Regions from separate parts of the Homo sapiens genome. Here region 1 is linked to region 2. A link is an interaction called in ENCODE POLR2A ChIA-PET data of the cell type or tissue named here. Cell type or tissue: Panc1. All regions are shown on one strand. Region 1 overlaps CELSR1 (cadherin EGF LAG seven-pass G-type receptor 1). Region 2 overlaps CELSR1 (cadherin EGF LAG seven-pass G-type receptor 1).

Region 1 (8,000 bases), 76 kb after region 2:
GGCAGGCACTTGTACATTTGTGTGGCGCTCCGCCAAGCACAGATGAACAACACAGCCCCCACGCCCACAGCCACGCCGGGAGGTTTGGGGCCGAGTGGAGCATTTTCAGTCGTTGCTTCACCCCAGGCTGGTTTTTTGTTTGTTTGTTTGTTTGTTTTTTCCCTCAAGGCTGGTTTGAAGGTGTGTCCACAACTTCAAAAGGGTGGACATGCCTGACGGAAAACGTTCTCCCCACTTGAGAATCGGTTTTGCCCTCATTATGCTTAAGTGTTTGCTGCTCCTCCATCGCCCTCGGCATCCTGGGTGTTTGGGAAGTGTGGGGAGAAGCTTATTCCCCACGGAGACAGTGCTAGGGAGGGGCCGTCTGGAAGGATGGGGATCCTCGGGGCTGCACTGAGCGGGTCATTCCCTTACTGTGCTTCCCTGAGGCTGCCTGCGGGGATCACGTTTAGACCCCACCTTGTTCCAGGAGCTCCTGGCAGGGTCGGGGACACAGACGTGCCAGCAAGATGTTTAACGGGGCCCTGGGGAAGCAAGGGTGGCTCGTGTCCACCTGACCTGGGCATCTTCTAAAGCCAGCTGAGCCTGCCCAGAGCCTGGAGCACAGTCTCCTGGCCAGCTGGGGAGGCAGGGACATGCAGGGGAGGTAGTGCCTGACATGGACACCAGGCAGTGTGGCCCGCTGGGGACCCGTGAGTGAGCTGTGCAGTGAGGCAGTGAGGTGGAGCGCCAGGAGGCCCAGAGCTGCTGGGAGATCCCGCATGAAGCAGATGTGGGAGGCGGTGAGCAGCCGCGTCAGGATTTCCCACCTGGGCACTGCCGCCCCTTGGGGACGATGACCCTTCATTGTGAGGCCTGTTCTGGGCAGCATTCCTGACCTCTGGTCACTAGACTCCAGCTGTTCCCCTAACCCGGTTTTGACAACCAAGAGGTCTTCATCATTGTCAGGCCCCTGAGGTCATGCCCTGGATGAGAACCACTGGGCTAGTGAGACGGGAGCTCAGCTAGCGGGAGTCCTGGTAGCTTCAGGTGGAGATGCGAGACCCTGGGCCGGAGCTTGAGGCAGCAGCCTCTACGTGGGCAGCAGGTGGTCTCCAAGGGGCACTCGGCATCCGTCACCTGGCCGGGGACGATGCTGTGCTGGTCGCGATCGCCATGCTGGCCACGGGTGGCTAGACCACACGCAATGAAGCCCCATGCCTGAGCTGGCTGCTGGAGTCCTTGGGACTCTGCCTCGGCAATTTGGCTTCCTCTGGTTCTGGTGATTCTGAGATGGCGCGGGGCTGTCTTTGGCATGCTGCGGAAAGTGCTTTTATAAAGACAGCATGAGGCCCGGTTGCAACAAACCGGAGGACCGGCCTCTGCTTCTGTTGAGCAGAGGATGTAAGTGCTTTGAGATTTCCATGACCTTGAGATGACCGCTAGGTCCTGCTGTCATTAGGGATTGCTCACCTGTTGCTTGTCAGGTCATTCAAAACCTCTTGGGTCTGTGCTGCACATTAAACCCCAGAGTCCCAAGGAGAGTGGGAGATGTACCCCCGGAGCACCCCTGGGGTCGGGGGAGCTTCTCCGTTTCTGCACATGTTCTAAAAACTCGAGGACTTCCACCCAGACACTTGGGTCAGGGTGAGGTTTTTTGATGGGACCCTTTCTGGGCTCTACAGATCTGCCGTGGTTAGACAGTTGTGTGGTCCCCTGGGTGAGGCCACGTAGCCTTCCCTTTCCCTCCCTCCTTCTCTCCCTTCCATGTTAATTGAGTGCCAATTACACGCACAGAATCCAACTTACAGAAACGAACTTGGAAGGTATTTAATAGAATATAAGGTCCTCCGACAGCGGAACGTCAACAACCATTGCCAACAGTGCGGTGGGGTTCTGTGCGGTGATGAGGGGAGGAGCTCCCAGGATCTTGTTACTAGATTTTAAAAGCCATAGTTGTAGGGTGTATTTTATTTATTTTATTTTTGAGATGGAGTCCCGCTCTGTCGCCCAGGCGCCTTTGTTGCTGTCTTGGCTCACTGCAACCTCTGCCTCCCAGGTTCAAGCAATTCTCCTGCCTCAGCCTCCTGAGTAGCTGGGTTTACAGGTGCGCGCCACCACACCCGGTTAATTTTTGTACTTTTAGTAGAGATTGGAGTTTCACCATGTTGGCCAGGTTGTTTTCAAACTCCTGACCTCAGGTGATCTCCCTGCCTTGGCCTCCCAAACAGTTAGGATTACAGGCATAAGCCACTGCACCTGGCCGAGCCTGGTTCTTTTAGTGGAGGGTGGCATTTAGAAATCCAGATCTGGGTGCTTGGTGTGCTCATTGCTTTGGGGTGTCTCACTCCCAGTCTCTCTTACTGGGCAGAGCTAGGACATAGACGTCTGTGTAGGTGTGTGTGTGTGTACATATATACATGCACACACACTTCATATTGATCTTTTTTTCCTATTTATCTATCACTCCCTATTGGAAGCCATGAACTTCACTGGAGCACTGCTGCGTTTGCTCTGCTCTGCACATTCACATCCCCCTGATGCCGTCCCAGCCCATTCGTGCTGCCTGGTAACAGAACACACAAGGCTGGGTACTTACAAACCACAGAGATTGATTTCTCTGAGTCCTGGAGGCTGGAAGCCTGAGCACCTGCAGGTTTGGGGCCTGGCGAAGGCCCATTCCTCATAAATGGCAGCGTCTGGGGTCCTCACATGGCGGAAGAATGCAAGACAGTGGACCCACTCCCATGGGCCCTTTTATTGAGGCCCTTATCCCATTCTTGAGGGGCTCACCCTCATGACTTTACCACCTCCTAAAGGGCCCATCTCTTGAAACCATCCCATTGGCCATGAAGTTTCAACACGTGAACTTTGGGGGACACTTCAGACCATAGCACCCCCAAATTGCTATATTGAAATCCTCACCCCCAAGGTGATAGTATTAGGAAGTGCAGCCTTTGGGAGGTGATCAGGGTCTCCCGCGAGTGGAATGAATGTCCTTATAAAAGAGCCCCAAGACCGCCCCTCACCCCTTCTGTCATGTGAGGATGTGGTAAGAAGGTGTGGTCTAGGAACCGGGTGGCGAACCCTTGCCAGACGTTCAATCTACCAGCACCTTGATTTTGGACTCGCAGCCTCCAGAACTGTGAGAAACAGATGCATGTTGTTTACAAGGCGCTCAGCCTCTGTTACAGCAACCCAAGCAGAGTTAGAGGTCATTCTTGTTGTTTTTCCTCTTCTATATGTGTAACTCTTTACCAGTTAGAAACCTTGTTCTCATTTTCCTCAGTATAGTTAGTGATTTTTCTCAACCTTCCATTATCTAAACAACCTTCCAACCTCACCAGGCTGCAGCTTCACTCAGCCCCCTCCCCGGCTGCGCCCTCCCCAGCCTTGCTGCTCTGCCTCACTCAGCCCTGATGGTACTAGCCGACTCCAGCAGTTGGAGATGGGTCTGCATAGAGACGTGACTGAAATATTTCATTATTCAAAAAAGAAGGGAGGAAGGGAAGAAGGAAGGTTTTTAAAACAAATTTAAAGGGAATAAAAATCCAAAATAACAAAAGCTGTGGGCTGCAGCTAAAGCAGTGCTGAGAGGGAAATGTATAGCACTAAATACTTACATTAGAAAAGGGGGATGTTTCAAATCAATAATCTGAGCTTCTGCTTCAAGAACCTAGAATAAGAACAAAATAAACCCAAAGCCAGCAGAAAGAAGGAAATAATAAAGATAAGAGCAGCAGTCAGTGAAATTGAAACAGCAAAACAATAGAGAAAATCAATGAAACAAAGAGCCGATTCTTTAAGATTAACAAAATCTTTTCAAAGCGGGGGAAAACTTCTAGCGTGACTGATAAGGAAAAGAGAAGACAAATTGCCAATATCAGGAATAAAATAGGCTTTGTAGATGTTAAAAAGGGTAATAAGGGAATAATTAATAAAAAGAACTCTACATGTGTACATTTAAAACCCAGATGCACGGACCAACTCCTCAAAAAACACAAACTACTACAACTCACCCAAGATGAAGTCAGTCCTTTGAATGGCTGTATACACTATTGAGGAAATAGAATTTGTAGTTTAACATTCCCAAAAAGGAAATCTCCGGGCCCAGATGGCTTCACAAGAGAATTCTAACAAATATTTAAAGAATTACATCAATTCTGCAACATCTCTTCCAGAAAATAGAGAGCACTTCCCAGTTCAGTTCATGAAGCATTACCCTCATTCCAATACCAGATGAAGACAGACTAAACAAAACCACAGACCACTGTTCCTCATGAATATAGATGTGATTCATGTTGACACAGAAACCTGCACACAAGTGGTACAGCAGCTTTTCATAATATCCCCAAATGGGAGACAGCCCAGATGGCCGTCACTGGGTGAATGGTTAAACAAACTGGTATGTCCGTACCATGGAACAGGGAATACTTCTTAGCACCAAACAACTTCTCACTCTGCTGAGTGGGAAAAGGCAACCCCCAAAAGGACCATACTATGTGATTCCGTTTGTATGACATTGTGTTTTTTTGTTTGTTTGCTTTTCAGACAGAGTTTTGCCTTGTATCCCAGGCTGGAGTGCAGTGGCACGATCTCAGCTCACTGCAACCTCCACATCCTGGGTTCAAGTGATTCTCCTGCCTCGGCTCCCAAGTAGCTGAGATTGCAGGCACACACCACCATGCTCGGCTAATTTTGTATTTTTAGTAGAGAAGGGGTTTCACCATGTTGGTCAGGCTGGTTTTGAACTCCTGACCTCAAGTAATCCACCCATCTCGTGCTTCCAAAGTGTTGGGATTACAGGCATAAGCCACTGCACCTGGCATTTATGACATTCTTAATACGACAGAATAACAATGGAAAACAGAGTAGTGGTTGCCTGGGATTGGGCTGGGGACAGGAGGGAAGTGGGTGTGGCTGTGATAGGACACAGGCAGGGTCCTTGTAGTGATGGAACGTTCTGTCTGGACTGTGTCAGTGTTTGTACCTGGGTTTGATATTATACTATCTTTTTGCAGGGTGTTTCCATGGATGGAAACTGTAAGGGGTACATGGGATATCTCTGTATTATTGTTTTACAATTGCATGTACCTCTAAAATTGTCTCAAAATAGAAAGTTTCATCAAAATAACTTTCAGGCCAGGTGTGGTGGCTCACGCCTGTAACCCCAGCACTTTGGGAGGCTAAGGTGGGAGGATTGCTTGAGCCCAGGAGTTCAAGATCAGCCTGGGCAACATAGGGAGAATACATCTCTTCAAAATACAAAGTAAAAAAAAAAAAATTAGCCGGGTGTGTGGTGCATGTGCCTATGGTCCCAGCTGCTTGGGAGGCTGAGGTGGGAGGATTACTTGGGCCTGGAAGGTCGAGGCTGTTGTAAGCCATGATTGTACCACTGCACTCCAACCTGGGCGAAAGAGTGAGACTCTTGTCTTAAAAAAAAATTTTTTTTTAAGATTTACAATGTTTGCTGGTATATACATATGTTTTTCTGAAGGATAACCCTATGCTCTCCAAAACAACAAACTTGTGTTTTTTTTCTTTGTTTGTTTTGAGATGCAGTCTCACTCTGTCACCCAGGCTGGCACAATCTCGGCTCACTGCAACCTCCGCCTCCTGAGTTCAAGCCATTCTCCTGCCCTCAGCCTCCCAAGTAGCTGGGATTACAGGTGCGCACCACCACCACGCCTGGCTAATTTTGGTATTTTTAGTAGAGATGGGATTTCACCATGTTGGCCAGGCTGGTCTCGAACTCCTGACCTCAGGTGATCCAACTGCCTCAGCCTCCCAAAGTGCTGGATTATAGGCGTGAGCCACCGCACCCGGCCCATACTTGTTAATAGTGCTCATCGGATAGCTTTTTCAAGGTCATAAACTGCCTAAAGCATGGAGTCTTTTTTTTTTTTTTTTTCTGAGACGAAGTTTCGCTCCTGTTGCCCAGGCTGGAGTGTAAAGGCGCGATCTCGGCTCACCGCAACCTCTGCCTCCCAGGTTCAAGCAATTCTCCTGCCTCAGCCTCCCGAGTAGGTGGGATTACAGGCCTGCACCACCACGCCCGGCTAATTTTGTATTTTTAGTAGAGACGGGGTTTCTCCATGTTGAGGCTGGTCTTGAACTCCTGACCTCAGGTGATCTGCCCCCCTCGGCCTCCCAAAGTGCTGGGATTACAGGCGTGAGCCACCGCGCCTGGCCAGCATGGAGTCTTGATCAGATATTTATTATTCCTGGTGATGCAGTGGTTTGGCTGCTGGTTCTTCTGGTCTATGCGATTCAGCCAGGGCTGTGTGAAGGCCTCACTCATATGACCTGGCCGTTAGCCATGGCAGCTGGGGCCTCTCATCTTCCAGCAGGCCACCCTGGCCGTTCACTTGGTGGCAGGGGGTTCCTAGCAGCCAGAGAGGGCGAGTCCCAGTGCACGGTGCTTTCCAGGCCTTATCTCGTGTCCTTGTGCCCTGATGTCCTGTTGCCCAGGTCATGTGGCCAAGCCCAGCCTCTAGGTAGAGACATGGACCATTGGTGGCAAGAGCCAGGAGGTGGCATTGCAGAGGCCAGACGTACAGTGCAGGAGGCATCATCGTGGCCCTTATAGCAAAGGTGGATACCAATGGGAAGAAGAATGCAAAGTGAGGTGGATTTCGTGTTCCTTTTATGCCCTTCTGTGCCTTCTTACATGCACTTGAGTTCTTTGTATTTAAAAAAACAATATAGCAGTTATCTGGGTCATGGGACTATGAGCCATTTTTTTTTTTTTTGAGATGGAGTCTCGCTCTGTCGCCCAGGCTGGAGTGCAGTGGCGTGATCTCAGCTCACTGCAAGCTCCACCTCCTGGGTTCACACCATTCTCCTGCCTCAGTCTCCTGAGTAGCTGGGACTACAGGCGCCCACCACCATGCCCGGCTAATTTTTATTTATTTATTTATTTATTTTTTATTATTATTATTTTTTTTTAGTAGAGACGGGGTTTCACCGTGTTGGCCAGGATGGTCTCAGTCACCTGACCTCGTGATCCGCCCCCCCTTGGCCTCCCAAAGTGCTGCGATTACAGGTGTGAGCCACTGCGCCCGGCCCTGGTTTTTTCTTTTAAATATTCTGTTTAAAAAAATCATTTGAGGGCCAGGCACGGTGGCTCACGCCTGTAATCCTAGCACTTTGGGAGGCCGAGGCAGGCAGATCACTTGAAGTCAGGAGTTCAAAACCAGCCTGGCCAACCTGGCAAAACCCCATCTCTACTAAAAATACAAAAAAATTAGCCGGGCGTGGTGGCAGGTGCCCATAATCTCAGCTACTCGGGAGGCTGAGGCAGGAGAATCTCTTGAACCTGGGAGGTAGAGGTTGCAGTGAGCCAAGACCGTGCCACTGCACTCTAGCCTGGGCGACAGAGTGAGACTCTGTCTCAAAAATAAAACAAAAAAAATAAACAAAAAGATAATTGGATATACAGAATATGTAAGATAAAGAAGCTAAACTTTTACAAAGTTAATTAAGCCTTGCAAAGTATGTAAAATCCTTATGATAAAGGAGGTGGCCATGCAGGCTGGTAATTTTGCCCTCAGGGCCTTGTTGGCTTTGATTCTGTCTCATAGGAAGTTCCGTGTTTAAGAGGAGGGGATGGGGATGCTCCCCAGGTGTTCCGTGGCTGCGTGAAAGGTCACGCCCTTCGTGAGCTTCCCTGGCTTCTCCAGCCCCAGCAGGTGTTCTGTCAAATCCACTAGTGGGGCCTCTGCTAAGGCAGTCTGCACGTGCTCCCATCAGTTGGTGAAGTCGGCGGCCACTGCCTTTACTTACCCTGCATCTCGGACTCAGGATGTTCCTGCCTCCTTGAGCCCAAGTGATGGGGGCATAGAAGCCGATAGAGGGGTCTTCAGGTGGCTAGCGAGCTCTGCCAGAAAGGTGGTGCAGGGCCCTGCTTGCAGGCGCTGTGGCAGGTGGGGGCTGCCCCGATGCTGCTATGTGATGTGACAGATAAGTCACTTGGTTTCCGTTCCCAAACACAGGCCTGGTCAGGTGGTAGAAAGTCACCT
Region 2 (8,000 bases):
AGCCTCCACTCTCAGGCTCAAGCAGTCCTCCCACCTCAGCCTCCCCAGTAGCTGGGACTACAGGTGCATACTCACTTTTGTATTGTTTATAGAGACCAGGTCTCGCTGTGTTGCCCAGGCTGGTTTCAAACTCCTGGGCTCAAACAATTTTCCCACCTCAGCCTTCCAAAGTGCTGGGATTATGAGTGTGAGCCACCGCGCCCGGTTTGCAAGTTGCTTTTTAAGGATGTTTGATTGCAGACCTTGCGTTCTAGCAAATGAAGACCTGCCTTGCTCTTTTTTTTTTTTTTTTTTTTTGAGACAGAGTCTTGCTCTGTCGCCCAGGCTGGAGTGCAGTGGCGCCATCTCGGCTCATTGCAAGCTCTGCCTCCCGGGTTCACGCCATTCTCCTGCCTCAGCCTCCCGAGTAGCTGGGACTACAGGAGCCCGCCACCATGCCTTGCTGATTTTTTGTATTTTTAATAGAGACGGGGTTTCACCGTGTTAGCCAGGATGGTCTCGATCTCCTGACCTCATGATCCGCCCGCCTCGGCCTCCCAAAGTGCTGGGATTACAGGCGTGAGCCGCCGCACCCGGCCTTTCCTTGCTCTTTTGAGATGGCCTCATTTTCCACTGTGTTGATGTATTGCAATATATTCAGCCAGCACTCTTTTTTATATTTGTTTCCAAGTTTCTTTTTCATATAACATTTCAGGGAACATTAGTTTGATGTGTGGTCTGTGTGTGTGTGAGTAACTTTTGAGGTTTTGCTGAGGAATAAATTTTCAGAAGTGAAATTACTGGTGCGGAGGATTTGCATACCTCACATTTGATAACCGTGGTCAAATGGCCTCGGGAATATTTGTGCTAATTAATACTAGAGCCAGCCGTGTGTGAAGATGAAATCTGCCATATTTTCATCCTCATTGGAGAGATTAGCTCTTTTATTCTTTTCTAATCCTGTAGGTAAAAATAAATGTCTTCCTTTTTTGATTTGCATGTCTCTTTGGGGAAGATGCAGTTTTTTATCTGCTTAGCAGCCATTCCTGTTTTTTTTTGTTTTTTTTTTTTTTTTGGAGACAGATGTCGCCAGGCTGGGATGCAGTGGCGCAATCTCAGCTCACTGCTGCCTCCGCCTCCTGGGTTCAAGCGATTCTCCTGCCTCGGCCTCCCAAGTGGTTGGGACTACAGGTGCCTGCCACCATACCCGGCTAATTTTTTTGTGTTTTTAGTAGAGATGGGGTTTCAACATATTGACCAGGCTGATCTCAAACTCCTGACCTTGTGATCCGCCTGCCTTGGCCTCCCAAAGTGCTGGGATTATAGGTGTGAGCCACTGCGCTTGGCCAGCCATTCCTGTTTTTTCTGTGAATTGCCAGTCTGCAGTTTCAGTTAGATTGCTTATCTTTTATCGATTTACATTTCTTTAACTATTTTGAATTTTTAACTTGTTGCAAATATCTTTCATAATTTTGAATTTTATTTTAACTCAATGGTCTCTTTTGCCATGTAGGTCTTAAATGTTTATGTTTTTCTTTTTCTCTTCTTGAGACAAGGTCTTGCTCTGTTGCCCAGGCCGGAGTGCATGGTACTGTCATAGCTCACTGTAACCTCAAATCCTGGGTTCAAGCCATCCTCCTGCCTCAGCCTCCTGAGTAGCTGGGACTACGGATGCACATCGCCACACCTGGCTACTTTTAAAATTTTTTAGTTTTTATCAGAGGTCTTGCTGTGTTGCCAGGGCTGGTCTCAAACTCCTGGCCTTAAGCAGTTTCTCCTGCCTCAGCCTCCCAAAGTGCTGGGATTACCGGCGTGAGACGCTGCACCCAGCCTTAAATATTTTTTGTTGTGGGATCTCCGTCTTGTTCATTAGTGGCTTCTGTGTGCCATTGGACAACTTGCTTAACTTCTTTGGGCCCCGTTTTCGGTTTTTAAAAATAGGGACAGTAATACTGACCCCGTAGGGTTGCATGAGGCTTAAGTGAAGGAACGGGCGGATCAAGAAGTGCCTGGTCCGGCCTCGGGCCTCTTGGCTTCCTCTCGCTGGATGCAGTTGGTTGAGTTCATAGTGAATGTGGTTCTTCCTGTGTCTCAGTAGCCTCCCGTGGTCACAGTGGGGACGGCTGTAGGGGCCTCCCCTGTGTCCTCACCACCATGGGGATGGCAGGGAGGGGAGATCAGTGCACCCAGGCTGGGAAACAGAAGGAAGTACAGGTGTGGCTCCCGTCCTGCGTGCTCAGCACCCTCTCAGCTGCCCTGGTAGCGTCTGGCATGAAAGGGTCGCTGGAAGCAGAGGCTGAATCTCCCAGCAAAGGGTCTGCTGCCCTCCTGGCTGGAGCGAGGCAGGTTGGATTGCTGGGGGCTGGCCTCTATTCCAAGGGCTCCAAGTCTGCTTGGGTCTTAGGTCCTGTCCCTGTCCTGTGATTATAGCTAAGCTGAGTCTTGTCCATCTGAGGCCATCCGAGGCCACTTACCTCATCAGGAGAGAGCCTCCCCCGACTGTTAAGGGACAAAGCTGCTGCAGAGGGTGGGCACGGAGAAGGGGGGCTGTCCTGGAGTTGCCCATGGAGTGGGCACTTCCAACTCGAGCCTTTGATCTTCTCTCCGAGTGCCGTGGCCTGCGGGGACCTGCTCCCGGGGTGCACACTCTTGTGCAGCTTGCTGTCTCCCGGGAATTATGTTAAGGTCAGCAGTGGCTGTACCACCTCTTACGGAGCATGCTTCTTTAAAAACGCCTTGCTGCCGATTTTGGCCACGGTGGTTTAATAGTTAATGTTAAGGGGGAACAGTTAGAGAGAGTCAGGAGAGTGTGGGGCTATGATCATGGGGTTCATCTGTCACTTGCCTGGTGACCTCAGGTTTGTCACTCAGCTTCTGAGAATCTCGATTTCCCCATGTGACAGTGGGGTGGTGAGACCAATTTCACAGGGATTTGTAAAGCACAAAGCAAAGTATTGGCCATGCCACTGGGGCTTCGGAAGAGTCAGCTTTGTCACTAGTGACTTTGATCACCAGTTTCTCAATAACGTCCCTCTCTCCCTCCCTCCTTTTCTGCGTCTTTCCCTCCCTCTCTTCCCTCCTCTTTCTCCTTTCCTTCCCCTTCCCTCCCCTTTCCCCTTCCCTCTTCTTTCCACTTTACCCTTCCCTCCCCTTCCCTCCCCTTTCCCCTTCCCTCTTCTTTCCACTTTACCCTTCCCTCCCCTTTCCCCTTTCCTCCAACTTTCCCCACCTCCTCTCCCCCTCCCTACCCTCCCCTCTTCCTCCCCTCTTCCTCCCCTCCCCACCCTCCCTTCCCCTTCCCTTCCCTTTCTTTTCTTGAGATGAGGTCTCACTCTGTCACCCAGGCTGGAGTGCAGTGGCACAATCATAGCTCACTGCAGCCCCGACCTCCTGGGCTCAAGTGATCCTCCCACCTCAGCCTCCTGAGTAGCTGGGACTGCAGGCTTGTGCGCCACTGTGCCCAGCTACTTTATTTTTTCTGGAGATGGAGCCTTGCTACATTGCCTGGACTGGTCTCAAAATCCTGGGCTCAAGGGATACTCCTACTTTGGCCTCCCAAGGTGCTGGGGTTACAGGCCTGAACCACCACGCCCAGCCCTGTTTTCTACAGGGCAGTTTTCTGAGTAGTTTATAAAAATGTAATGAGCTTCCTCTGCTCCTTCAGAATGAAGTGAGTCACATATTACTCCCTGGAGGGTGCAGATCAGATGATTTTTCTTTGTTTTCTCTTCAAGACAAGGAAGCCCATGACTGTGCCAGCGGGGGAACTCTTCGGGAATTCTTTTTGGGGAATTACTCTTGGAGTTCATGGAAAGATCCATTCTGCTATTGCTCATCTGAGATGTCAGTGTTGAAGGGAGTGATGTTTGGCATTTAAAAACAAATAACATTTCAGATCTTTGTTGCATTGACTGAAGGAAAAAAAGCACATCATACAGTGTTTTGGCTCACAGCTTGTTTTCAGCTTTCAGGGCTGGATATTTGCGTGTTTCCGTAGGTTCCTATGAGATGCCACTTCACGAAAAGGTCTCCTATTAGCTTATTTAAATGTCTGTTTAAAACTTTTCTTAGTGGGGCAGGGCGCGGTGGCTCACACCTGTAATACCAGCACTCTGGGAGGTCGAGGCGGGTGGATCACCTGAGGTCAGGAATTTGAGACCAGCCTGGCCAACATGGTGAAACCTCGTCTCTACTAAAAATACAAAAATTAGCCCGGCGTGGTGGTGCATGCCTGTAATCCCAGCTACTCTGGAGGTTGAGGCAGGAGAATGGCTTGAATCGGGAGGTGGAAGTTACAGTGAGCCGAGATCACACCACTGCACTCCAGCCAGGGCAACAGAGCGAGACTCTGTCTCAAAAAAAAAAAAAAAAAAAAAAAAATTAGCCGGGCATGATGGCGGGTGCCTGTAAGCCCAGTTACTGGGAGGCTGAGGCAGGAGAATTGCTTGAACCCGGGAGGCGAAGGTTGCGGTGAGCTGAGATCATGCCATTGCACTCTAGCCTGGGTGACAGAGCAAGACTCTGTCTCAATAAAAAATGAAATAAAATAAAATAAAAAATAAAATAAAATAAATAAATAAATAAACTTTTCTTAGTGGAAACATCTTAACATTTCAGATCTTTGGGTCTCTGGAGGGGTGTTAGAAACAGGGTTCTCAGCACTTGGCATGTAAATGGGCTGATTTTCGGGTCCCATCATGGGCGTGCTTACAAGGACAGCTCTGCCCGCAGATGGGGGATGTTCTGAGCCTGAGAGACGCAATGTAGTGGCCTGACCTGCTGCTGGCCTCCCGGGCAGCTCCAGTTGTGGGGACACGGTGGTGAGCTTCATTCTGAAACTGCAGTCAAAGGCTCCCAGGTCACCCAGAAAACAGACCAGATAATTATAATAAAGTAAGAAAAATGGCATCTGACAAAAGGCCTGCAGAGTCATTGTTGTAAACTCCCCCAGAGATCAAAAAACACAGGTGTGGGCTAGCTCGGGCCTCTGTTCTTCTGTGACAAGTTATGGGTGTCATTGACGCCCCCTTTGGAAGCTCCCAGAGCTCCCAGTGGCCTTTGTGCTCAGAGCCCATTCAGCACACCCCAGTCATCTGAATAAGCCCAGAGCCTTGCCATTGTCCCCATGGTTGCCCATCAACCGTTCGCCCTCCTGCACCGACTGCCAGTTTCCATGGTTACCGCCACCGCTGTAAATGTGATCTCTGCGCCATGGGGGAGGGGGCTGTCAGCGGCTCCATATAAAAGGTCATCTCCAGCAGGCAGTTAAAACCTAGCGCGGTGCTGAAAACCGGGCGCCAGGGTTTTGTCGCAGTTATGTCCCTTCCTTGAGTCCTGCAGACACCGTGAGCCCAGCTTTCCTGCTGAGCAATGCTGGGAGGACCAGGGGCTGGGGTGGGATCATGCTGGGAGGACCAGGGGCTGGGGTGGGATCATGCTGGGAGGACCAGGGGCTGGGGTGGGATCATGCTGGGAGGATCAGGGGCTGGGGTGGGATCAGAGCAGAGAGTCCGGACTCACAGAAAACAACCCGTTTGGGAAGATAAGCGGGAGAGGTCGCCGCTGAGCCTTGAGCCAGGCATGGGGTGGAAATGGACATTCAGGGTGGTGGGGGCGGCCGCTGGGTGGTGATGGTCACTCCTGGAGCCTGGCGTGTTCTGGAGGAGAGGAAGAGGCACGGTTCTGGCTTTTAGGAGAGGGGTTTGCAGACGGTGGAGGGGTTTTATGTCTGACAGATGAGAAGGATCCAGAAGAGGGCCATCCCGGGCCAGCGCCTAATGGCTTGGGGTTCTGAGGGACGAGAGCAGAGGATGCTGGGAGATGGTGTCCCAAGGGTGGGGGACCAGGAGCACGCGGGAAGCTGCCTCGATACAGTTTGAGAAAATTCTGCAAAATCTCCTGTGGTAGGGACAGATGGGGGTGTGGGTCATGTTACATTTCTTGCTCTTGTGACTCAGTGGTGACCGTCCTTGGGACAAGTCTTTGCATATCTGTGCCAGGGCTTCCTGAAAATAGATATATACAATTGGATGGATTTATCGTGTTTAAAGCTTGATCACATTACCAAATTGTCCCAAAAAAGTGCTTTGCTGATTGATATTCTCGCCACTGGCATCTAAGCCTGTTCGTCTATGTCCTCACAGGCTTGATGTTATCATTGTCTAAGATTTTTGCCAATCTGATGGGTACTAAGTAGCCTGTGATTTTCACCTTCCTCTGATTCCTTTGCCAGGAAGCTTCGTTTCAGATGTTGACTGGCTGTCTGTATTTCTTGTGGTCTGCCAATTCCTGTCCTGTCTCAGTTTTCCTCTGTGGTTTCTGTGTGGGGGTTAGCATTGCTGAGCCCAGGAGTGTAAAACTCTCCCATGTTTAACTTTTTTTTTTTTTTTTTTTTAGATTTGCAACAGAGTCTTACTCTATCGCCCAGGCTGGAGTGCAGTGGCACGATCTCGGCTCACTGCAACCGCCATCGCCCGGGCTCAAGCAATTCTCCTGCCTCAGTCTCCGGAGTAGCTGGGATTACAGGCGTGAGCCACCATGCCTGGCTAATTTTTGTATTTTTAGTAGAGACAGGGTTTCACCATGTTGGCCAGGCTGGTCTTGAACTCCTGACCTCAGGTAGTCCACCTGCCTCGGCCTCCCAGAGTGCTGGGATTACAGGTGTGAGCCACCGAGCCCGGCCCCATGTTTTACTTTAATGGTTTATAGGCTTATTTCCCATCATGGGTTGCTCTTTAATTTATTGAGTTAATTTTGGGGTAATGTTAGGGGGCGGAGGCTTAGTTTTCCCAGTTGTCTTAATATCTTTTATTTGAAGAGTCTCTCCCACCATCCCTGAAATGCCACCTTTTATCATAAACCTCATTCCACAGCCACAGGAGAGGAAGCGTCTGTCACCTCCCTGTCCATGTTTATTTCTATCCCATACCACCGGAGTGTTGTTTTTTCTTTTTCTTTTTTTTTTTTTTGAGACAGAGTCTCACTCTGTCCCCAGGGTACAGTGGAGTGGGACAATCTCAGCTCACTACAACCTCCGCCTCCTGGATTCAAGTGACTCTCCTGCCTCAGCCTCCTGAGTACCTGGGATTACAGGCCCCCTGCCACCACGCCCGGCTAATTTTTTTGTATTTTTAGTAGAGGTGGGGTTTCACCATGTTGGCCAAGCTGGTCTTGAACTCTTGACCTCAGGCGATCCATCCGCCTTGGCCTCCCAGAGTGCTGGGATTACAGGCGTGAGCCACCGTGGCTGATCCCACTGGACTATCTTTTTTTTTTTTTTTTTTTTTTTGAGACAGAGTTTCGCTTTTTTTTTTTTTTTTTTTTTTTTTTTGAGACAGAGTTTCACTCTTGTTGCCCAGGCTGGAGTGCAGTGGCACGATCTTGGCTCATTGCAACCTCCACCTCCCGTGTTAAAGTGATTCTCCTGCCTCAGCCTCCCGAGTAGCTGGGACTTACAGGTGTGCGCCACCACACCCAGCTAATTTTGTATTTTTATTAGAGACGGGGTTTCTCCATGTTGGTCAGGCTGGTCTCCAACTCCCGACCTCAGGCGATCCACCCACCTTGGCCTCCCAAAGTGCTGGGATTACAAGCGTGAGCCACCGTGCCTGGCCCCACCAGACTATCTTAATCACAGTTACATTCTAGCATATTCTGAGAGGTGGTGGAGCACATTTTCTCCCATTGTTCTTTTACATAGTTTTCTTAGATTATTCTAATGGGTACTCTCTTCTGTGTGAGCTCAATAAATACATTATAAAGGTCTGTTGAATTAGAAAAGAAAACCCCATAGGAATCTGGTGAGAATAACATTGTGTTTAAGGATTACTCCATGTAGTAGGTTGAACAGTGTCCCCCACCCCCAGAAGATATGAATGCCCAGAACATGTAACATGACTTATTTGGAAAAAAAGTCTTTGTAGATATAACTAAATTAAGGATTTTTGAGATGGGATCATCCTGGATTAGGGGCCCTAACTCCAATGGCAAGTCCTTCTAAAAGAAGAGAGCAGGAGAATACA

Evidence for each region. ChIA-PET counts read pairs that join two places held together with the same protein. Peaks named below come from ENCODE experiments on the same cell type or tissue, not always from the same donor. Only the 100,000 strongest peaks of a DNase experiment are listed, where the experiment ranks them.
Region 1: POLR2A ChIA-PET joins it to region 2 with 16 read pairs; 2 of 35 experiments call an interaction of 5 or more read pairs at or near these places.

The regions. Positions count from the first base shown.
Region 1 is chr22:46,421,498-46,429,497 of GRCh38, reverse strand. The region is part of intron 5 of CELSR1 (cadherin EGF LAG seven-pass G-type receptor 1); the gene reads left to right. Among named protein-coding and RNA genes, the nearest start is that of TRMU, 90 kb to the right of the region's middle. In Panc1, no CTCF peak of the experiment used is centred here; no DNase peak of the experiment used is centred here.
Region 2 is chr22:46,497,559-46,505,558 of GRCh38, reverse strand. The region is part of intron 1 of CELSR1 (cadherin EGF LAG seven-pass G-type receptor 1); the gene reads left to right. Among named protein-coding and RNA genes, the nearest start is that of CELSR1, 36 kb to the left of the region's middle. RefSeq lists an enhancer at 4,241-5,215. In Panc1, no CTCF peak of the experiment used is centred here; a DNase peak (open chromatin) is centred at 3,650.